Regions from separate parts of the Homo sapiens genome. Here region 1 is linked to region 2. The links are chromatin contacts, found by Hi-C or POLR2A ChIA-PET in ENCODE. All regions are on one chromosome and are shown on one strand. Each heading gives the region's core, a stretch centred on a gene start or an enhancer-like site at or near the end of the contact. The rest is flanking DNA. Distances are from core to core; before and after follow the strand shown.

Evidence for each region. Hi-C counts contacts between places; a loop is a spot of excess contacts on that map. ChIA-PET counts read pairs that join two places held with the same protein, here RNA polymerase II (POLR2A). Pooled maps may share reads with other maps.
Region 1: a loop to region 2 is called in a pooled map, with 3 times the contacts of the local background. The contact joins the promoter of PRDM2 here to the promoter of DNAJC11 in region 2. A Hi-C loop is called at or near these places in 1 of 50 pooled maps. POLR2A ChIA-PET finds 5 or more read pairs at or near these places in 2 of 52 experiments (H1 and WTC11).

What each region holds. Positions count from the first base shown.
Region 1 is chr1:13,697,233-13,701,556 of GRCh38, reverse strand. It overlaps PRDM2 (PR/SET domain 2), which reads right to left and starts at 1,369. Exons shown (of 10, transcript NM_001393986.1): 1 at 1,257-1,369. RefSeq lists a silencer at 847-1,616.
Region 2 is chr1:6,699,459-6,704,385 of GRCh38, reverse strand. DNAJC11 (DnaJ heat shock protein family (Hsp40) member C11) reads left to right here and starts at 2,570. Exons shown (of 16, transcript NM_018198.4): 1 at 2,570-2,657. The coding sequence starts at 2,586. RefSeq lists a silencer at 2,334-2,783.

The DNA of each region.
Region 1 (4,324 bases), core at 120-2,619, 7.0 Mb before region 2:
CAAAAACACAGAACCCTACTAAAAAAGAACGTATGACAGTGTGTCTCAGTTCCTCCTCCTTAATATATGTAAATTTCCTATCATGTTTTTTTTTAAAAGGCCTACATTTTTCTAATACTTGGACACAACTGATCAAACCGAGGCGAAGTGTGTACCATTGTAAAAGAAATCATTGAAGAGTTCCATTTGTTGTTAAAAGTTTCGGTCACTTTTAATAAACCTGGAGTAAACAAAAACTTAAACATTTTAGTCGAGTTCTGGGGTAAAAATGATTCTTCTAGTGTCTGGTTAAAGGGATCTAAGGACCTACTGGGATTCAGCAAAAGACGTTCCACGTCTCAAATACACCCAAAATCTCAATACAACACTAAAAGAAAAGTGAGGGGCCAGCACGAAATTTCTGTTAGGGGAAATTTCAGCTGCGTAGTTAAGGAAATCAGGACTTCCCGGTTAACTATGGGGTCTTTGCCGCAGCTCACAGCCCGACACAAAGCTACAAGCCCGGAGGGTCGGTGGCTCACGCGTGGATCGAAAGAACCACGAAGGTTTGGGGAATGACACTGACCTGTTAGGTTTACTTCATGTCTCACTTACCACCATCAAAAGAGGTTCATTGATAGCTTTATTAGCAAAATTAGTAACAGAGTTGCACGTCTGTAACACACACACACGCGCGCGTGCGCACACACACACATACACCCGTGGGTCTATGGGAACATTGAGGGAGACAATCTCCAGGTTAAAACCACACAAAAACTATTTGGGAAACACAAAGACGCAAGACACAAAACAAATTTGGAGTGCAAATGTGCAAGACACACTCAGTGGGAACACAAAAGAGAAAAGCACAGCGGCTTGACAATTGGGACGGCGCCCGGCCCCACGTGGGGCCCCAGGTGGCCCCACCGCCGCCCGCACCCGGCCAGTCTCTGCAGCCCGCACGCGTCCCCCGCGGGGCGCGCGGCTCTTCACGGCGACAAACCGAATCCCGAACTTCGCCGCAGGGACCCCACGGCCGACAAGGAGGAGCCCGGCGCCGCCACCCACCCGCGGGGCCACCGACCCGGAGGCCCGCGCCTCGTCCCGGGGCCCCCGGCACGCCCGGGACCTCTGAGGGGGCGCGTCCGCCGACCCGGCCATCCCTGCGGCGCCGGGTCCCCAGCGTGTCGCCGCCGCCGTCGCCGCCGCGCTCCTCGGGGGGAGGGACCAGCGTCCCGGCGCGAGCCCAGAGGCCGCCCACCCGCGCCACTCCTTACCCGCGCCCGCCGCGCCAGCGCCTCAGAGCACCGAGGGCCGCCGCCGCCGCCGCTGTTTCGCCGGCCCCGGCGCCCGCGGCCGCGCCGCCGCCATCTTGACTCCAGTCGGAAGTGACGTCGGGCGGCGAGGCAGTGGCCTGCGGGGCTGGGGGGCTCCGGGACCCCCGGTCTCCCCACGATCCCAGAGCCCGGCCCTTGACCCTGCGCCGTCGCCCAATGGCCACCACCCAGCCGCCCCTCGTAGGTCACCGCGGATCCCATGGCGGCGCCTCGGGAAGGAACCCCGGCGGCTGGCGTCGCGGCAAGTCCGACCGCACCCTAGGGCTAGGATCCTGCGTGGTTCAAAGATTCTCAAAGAATCAAAAAGACTGAAGGAGGTGTTGGGGGGGCATGTCTATCGTTGGAGGTCATTAAATATCTGACAAGTACATAAACGTAGACCTTATACTTCTACGTTTGGATCTATACCAAAAAGATCCAACTCCAGGCAGACAGACGCAGCTGCTGGGTTTATTTGCTGCCCTAGTACCCAGGAGCAGTGACCAACGCTGCCCTGTGCCCGCGATGTTCCAGTGCAGCGCCTCTGAGAGCGCGGTAGTAGTCCTGCCCTTAAGGAGCTTGCTGTTCCCAAGCGGGCAAACAAATGGACTGCAGAGACGACGACTCATAGATGTTCTGATGAAGATGAACTGGGTGGAACTGGAGATGGCTCTTCGACATCCAAGGGTGGAGGCCTAGCACGTGGTTGAAAATGAGTTGAGTCGGGGAGAAGCACAGGCTGGAGATGAGCTGGAAAGTTGGGAGTTGTCGTTATAGATGGTGCCTGGAGCCTTCAGCACTTCAAGATAAAGTAATCCTCTGAGAATGAAGTCAGGAAGAATCCGAATGTGATGGCTACGTTGGCCATCTGCAGAAAGCACCCAGTGGAAAAACAGGATACTAAGGGCAGGTGTGCTTCCAAAAATTATGAACGATCATTTATGTAACAGGTTTAATCTTAAGAAAACGTGTTGGCCGGGCGCAGTGGCTCACGCCTGTAATCCCAGCACTTTGGGAGGCCAAGGCAGGTGGATCACGAGGTCAGGAGATCGAGACCATCCTGGCTAACACGGTGAAACCCCGTCTCTACTAAAACTACAAAAATTTAGCCGGCCGACGTGGCGGGTGCCTGTAGTCCCAGCTACTCCGGAGGCTGAGGCAGGAGAATGGCGTGAACCCAGGAGACGGAGCTTGCAGTGAGCCAAGATCGCCCCACTGCTCGCCAGCCTGGGCGACAGAGACAGACTCCATCTCAAAAAAGAAAGAAAACGTGTTGTATCAACATATATCATGTTATCTTATTGTAAAAGAATGAGGCTAGGCCGGGCGCGGTGGCTCAGCCTGTAATCCCAGCACATTGGGAGGCCGAGGCGGGTGGATCACGAGGTCAGGAGATCGAGACCATCCTGGCTAACACAGTGAAACCCCGTCTCTACTAAAAATACAAAAAATTAGCCAGGCGTGGTGGCGGGCGCCTGTAGTCCCAGCTACTCCGGAGGCTGAGGCAGGAGAATGGCGTGAACCCGGGAGGCGGAGCTGGCAGTGAGCCAAGATGCCCCACTGCTCTCCAGCCTGGGTGACAGAGCGAGACTCAGTATCAAAAAAAAAAAAAAAAAAAAGAATGAGGCTATAGCTGATGATCGAGTCGGTTATAGTAAACAAATGAAGATCACCTCATTAGAGTAAATTTTATTAAGGCCTTGAGAAGTGACAGGGCTTAAGAAAATAAGGAAATAAATCAAACCTCAAGGGTTTGCTTATTTCTTCCGCTATTCAAGGAAAAGAGACCCTAGATCTGGGAGATACCACGTGCCTGTCATCAAAGTAGTATTCTCTGTTGTGGAGCAAAGTCATCAGACTTCTGCACCCCTTACCTAGATTAATACCTTCCAACTGGATCCATGCATCGAAATTATCTGGGGTATCTATGAAGAAAATAGGGAGACCCCACTGTTCCATCCACCATCAAAACACTGACATAGAAATCACCATTTTAAGAGAAAAGCTATGGGCCACCTGGCATTCAATAGAATGCAAAAGGAAAATAAAGGATGTTAAATCAGAAGTGGCACGGTGAACCAGAATGGATACTAGATGGTTGGTTAACAGAGTAGCCAGTAGTTGTCTTTCCGGTTATTAATTCATTAATCCAAAGTGACTGGCTATATTAGTTTCCTGTGGCTGCTGTAACAAATTATCCCAACCCTGACAACAGAAGTTTATTCTGTCACAACTCTAGAGGCTAGAAGTCCAAAATCAGTATCACTAGGCCAAAATTAAGGTGGCAGCAGGGCCGGGCTCCCTCTGGAGTCTCTAGCAGAGAATTGCTCCTTCCCTTTTCCAGCTTCTGGTGGCTGCCAGCATGCCTTGGCTTGTGACTGCATCACTCTATCTTCAAGGCCAGTATCTTCAAATCTCTATCTCCATCTTCATGTCATCTTCTCCTGTGTATGTGGTCAAATTCCCTCTGCCTCCCTCTCATAATGATACATGTGATTTAGGACCCACCCAGATAATCTGGCCATCTCAAGATCCTTCACTTAATCACGTCTGCAAGACTACATATGAAGTAGCATTTGCAGATTCTGGACGTTAGGGATGTGGATTTAGGTATGGGGCCATTATTTAGCCTACCACACTGGGTGTCTCCTCAGCGTTTCTGAGGTTCCCCCCACCCTTAATCAGCCATTGTGTGGTTTTTATCTGTGTATTTCTTGAACATATGTCTATTTTTCAACCTGTGCTATTTCTCAGGGTAAATAATTAAATATAATTTGTTTAATCCGAAAAAGATCAGAGCCAACAAGAATACAATAATTTAATGAGCACTTATTATCCATGTGATATGTTAAATATCATTCTTTTGCCTCTTTGAAAAGGTAAAATGTATTGTTTAGCCTACCACGCTGGGTGTCTCCTCTGAGGTACCCCCACCCTTAATCAGCCATTGTGTGGTTTTCATCTGTGTATTTCTTGAACATATGTCTATTTTTCAACCTGTGCTATTTCTCAGGGTAAATAATTATATA
Region 2 (4,927 bases), core at 1,321-3,820:
AGAGGACAGCCACAGAGCATTCCTGAGTCACTATTTATCTTGTTTGAGTGGTGATAAAAACCAGGTCATTCTCAATCATAGAAACACAGACCTGGGCGTAGTGAAACATATGTTATGTTCCATTTATATAATTCCTAGAGGCTGTGTTTTCCAAAGCAGAGGAGGGATGGCAAAGAACTTCTCTACCCAAGTAAGCATTATGGCCCAATTAATGTCTACAAACCTAAGGAGGCCGGGCGCGGTGGCTCACGCCTGTAATCCCAGCACTTTGGGAGGCCGAGGCAGGTGGATTACTAGGTCAGGAGACCAAGACCATCCTGGCTAACATGGTGAAACCCCATCTCTATTAAAAATACAAAAAAAAAAAATTAGCCAGGCGTGGTGGCAGGCGCCTGTAGTCCCAGCTACTCAGTAGGCTGAGGCAGGAGAATGGCATGAACCCGGGAGGTGGAGCTTGCAGTGAGCCGAGATCGTGCCACTGCACTCCAGCCTGGGCGACAGAGCGAGACTCCATCTCAAAAAAAAAAGAAAAAAGAAAAAAGAAAAAAAAACCTAAGGGAAAAAGGAATGTCTCCACATTGTTGTTTTTACCCCCAGTCTCTCTGTATGAAATTCTTGGCCGGGTGCGGTGGCTCACGCCTGTAATCCCAGCACTTTGGGAGGCCGAGGCAGGTGGATCACGAGGTCAGGAGTTCGAGACCAGCCTGGCCAATATGGTGAAACCCCGTCTCTACTAAAAATACAAAAATTAGCTGGGCGTGATGGCGCACGCCTGTAGTCCCAGCTGCTTGGGAGGCTGAGGCAGGAGAATCGCTTGAACCCGGGAGGCGGAGGTTGCAGTGAGCCAAGATCGTGGCACTGCACTCCAGCCTGGGCGACCGAGTGAGACTCTGTCTCAAACAAAAAAAAAAAAAAAGAAAGAAATTCTTAAAGACTGTCAAATGTCAGCATGCAGTTTGGCCCTAACCACAGCTCTTTTCTCTGCAAAGGAGAAAAAGGCAAAGCCCATAACATTGCTGGAAGAGCTGATGGACCATGGAAGCTGTTGTGGAGAAGCTTCACACAACTAAAGAAATAGCCCTTAATTTACAACCTGGGCTGACAGTTTGTTTCAGGCTGACTCAACCCACCCGAACAATCTGTCTCAGCACACCGAAGTGTCTCATGCCAAAAGATCCTAAGAGGGCTGGGCAACTTGGAAGGGATGAGACACAGGCCCAGATGGTGCACATCTGGCCAAAAATTAGAAAGAGAAAGAAATCAGCCTCTCAAATCCACAGACAGGTGTTCGGGGCTTCCCAGGAGACCTGCTTATGAAGGGCAACGGGGATGGCTATGGACTGGTGGTTAGTGAAGGAACAACAAAGGTTTCTGAGACTTGCGCAGGTCAGCGGGAACCAAACAGGTGGCAAGAGTGGGCTGCTGTCCACCTTCCCTTGACAATGGCGTCATTTCGAAGACCTTTAAATTATTTAGATTGTTGTAACCAAGACATCTTTAATAATGCACCAAACAGCAGGCACCAGGTTGAAATCAATTAGACTCCACCGATAAATTATAAGGGAGAAATTTACAGGAGAATGGCTCTGGGGTAGGGACTGCAGGTACACATGCCTGCCAGAGACAATTATATCAGGAACCAAATAGTTATTGCTTTGTCATTTAAGCAGCAGAAAAGATGGCCAGGTGCTCCTAAATTAGAGCAATAACAAATAACTAAAATGAGGAGGCCTGTTCTGGGCAGGAAGGCTTCTGGGTGGCCAAGAGAAAAGACAATGGAGGTAGGAACAAATGTCATTTGGGGGATATCTAGGATCCGGATGCACCCTGCACTGGGGGCACCTCGCGCTTCTTCCAGGAGTTTGGGGCCAGTGGGGTAACAGGTGGTATCACAGGGGTTTGTCTCCCAGAGGATGACAATCTCCTGGAGGTGACTTCAAAGTTTCCCTTTCTAGGCAGGACGCGGTGGCTCATGCCTGTAATCCCAGCACTTTGGGAGGCCGAGGATCTCCTGAGTTCAGGAGCCTCAGACCAGCCTGGCCAACATGGTGAAACCGTGTCTCTACCAAAAATACAAAAAAATTAACTGGGCGTGGTGGCGCGCGCCTGGAGTCCCAGCTACTCGGGAGGCTGAGGCAGGAGAATCGCTTGAACCCGGGAGGTGGAGGCTTCAGTGAGCCGGGATTGCGCCACTGCACACACACCAGGCTGGGCGACAGAGTATGACTCCGTCTCAAAAAAAAAAAAAAAAAGCAAAGTTTCCCTTTCTAGTACAGGAAAAGCCCTAGGGAGTCCTGGCTGGATCTCAGGCCCCCGAGGACGCAGCCACGCCGCGTGCCACGCGTCCATTGGGAGCACGAAGAGACACCCGCGTGGTCACCCCGCCAGGGCTGCCTAGGCGCCGCGTCCCGCCCTAGGCCGCGCGGGGGCGCAAAGCGCAGGCGCACTCCCGCCGGGCGCGGACGGCTCCGGGCCGCCAGGGGCCGCTGTGGCGCAGCCGGGCTGGCCCGCGCTGTCCCTGACGCGGATCACTGGCCCCTCTTGAGCACGGCCTTGCCGGTTTGGCGGGGTGAAAGGTTGCGAAGATGGCGACGGCCTTGAGCGAGGAGGAGCTGGACAATGAAGACTATTACTCGTTGCTGAACGTGCGCAGGGAGGTGAGGCCAGCGGCTGGACGCTCTGGGGGCTGAGGCCGAGCCCGGTCGTTCGGGAGGGCCGGGCTGGCGGTGGCCGCCCCACCCCCGCCACGGGAGGCTCGGGTCCGTCGGGGAGGCCGCGTGACCCCGGCGACGTGCACGCCAGCCGCCCGATGGAGGCGTCCCCACCGCCCAGACCCTCCCGCCGGGGGTTCCGGGGCCAGCCTCCGCCCCAGCTCCTGAAGGCCAGTGCGCCGCGTGCACTGTGTCCGGGTAGGGCCAGAGGCCCCCGCACGCTCAAGAGGAAACGGGGGCCCCGAGGAGGCCACCGTAGTGGGGTTAGCAGTCCTCCGAGACCCCGTCTCGCGCTCAGCCCACATACTCGTCCTGGCTGAGGGGCTGTGTCATCGCCCGCCGCCAGCAGGATGGCGAACTGAGTCTCACCCACCAAGGTCAAGGCCACTAGGGAACGTCCTTAGGGCTTTTTCCGGTTCCCGAGTCTTTCGTGGGGACGCTCTGCCTCTGAAGTGGGTCCAGCCTCAGAGGCATGCGTCTCATGCCCTCTTTCATTCCCCTGGACCCGATGTCCAGAAATTGCAGGCAGAGCCTCCGGGACACAGACCCTCGGCTCGGAGGCTGCAGATTAGGAAGAAGCCCTAGGCCAGAAAAGTGGTGCCCTAACAACAGCTTCAACATTCACACCAAGCACTTGTACCCTGTCTCCTCAACGAATAAAAGATAACATGAGAGAGTCTCACATAGCCTGGCAGTAGTAGGGCCCCACTACACTCCTTTGTTCTTGACTAGTCTGGAGTTGAGATAGGTGTGAAGGGCGAGAAGGCTTCCAGGGTCAGGTCATGAGGTGGATCAGTTTCTTTAAGCCGATGGGTCCAGACTTTTCAGCCCTGCCAGAGAATTCCTAATTCCATCTCTCAGGTTTTCCAGTGGTAATGAAAGCTAGCCAAGTTTGGCTATGCTAACCAAAGCGGGTTCAGTGTGTGTTGTCAGTAAATATTAGTCTATGTGATGTTAATAATACAAACTTATCTTGTGTGGGACCACTATGCTGAATGAACTTTGTACTGTTATCTCATTTAATTCTGAGGATAGCTCTTAAGGTAAGTATTATGATAGCCCTTGATTTACACTTGAGGAAACCAAGGCATAGAGAGATTAAGTAGTGTGTCTAAAGTCACACTACTAGAAAGTGCAAGAGCCTGAACTCAACCCAGGCAGTCTGACTCTGGAGCCCAGCTTGTGAGCTCCATGCTAGTCTGTCACCTTACCTTACCAGTCCTTGGACTACAAAGCTGCTAGTTCTGGTACTGTATCCTTGAGTGTCACGCGCGTCCGTGTGAAGAGACCACCAAACAGGCTTTGTGTGAGCAATAAACCTTTTTAATCACCTGGGTGCGTATGGGCTGAGTCCGAAAAGAGAGTCAGCAAAGGGTGGTGGGATTATCATTAGTTCTTATAGGTTTGGGATAGGCGGTGGAGTTAGGAGCAATTTTTTGTGGGCAGGGGGTGGATCTCACAAAGTACATTCTCAAGAGTGGGGAGAATATTACAAAGTACCTTCTTAAGGGCGGAATATCACAAAGTACATTATCACAAGGGCGGGGAGCGTGTATTGTCATAAGGCCAATTGACCAGTTAGGGTGGGGCAGGAGTAAATCACCATGGTGGAATATCTTCAGTTAAGGCAGGACCTGGCTATTTTCACTTCTTTTGTGGATCTTCAGTTGCTTCAGGCCATCTGGATGTATATGTGCAGGTCATAGGGGATATGATGGCTTAGCTTGGGCTCAGAGGCTTGATACTGAGCACCTCATGAAAGAATCCCTCGAATGTATGGGCCACTGTACTATGAGAATGTCCAGTGAAATATCTTTGGGAATTGCAGATTTTGTTAGGCTGCCATAGGGCACCTGGGGGTTCTTGTTCTCATTAATCAACACTTCGGGCTAATCACTCCTTTTTTTCCTTTTTTTTTTAAATTATACTTTAAGTTCCAGGATACATGTGCAGAACGTGCAGGTTTGTTACATAGGTAAACATGAGCCATGGTGGTTTGCTGCACCCATCAACCCATCATCTAGGTTTTAATGGGCTAATCACTTATTTAGCCTTAAGTCTCTTTCCCTTTAAATGAAGATGTCTGGCTAGTTATACTTTTTTTCCAGTTTTTAGAAGTCAAGCAATAAATGAAGCCAGCCTTTCTGAAATCATTCGTACTTAGTCTGGGTTGTCAGTAATTGAGCAGCCATTTATCAGGCGTACTGAACCGTAGG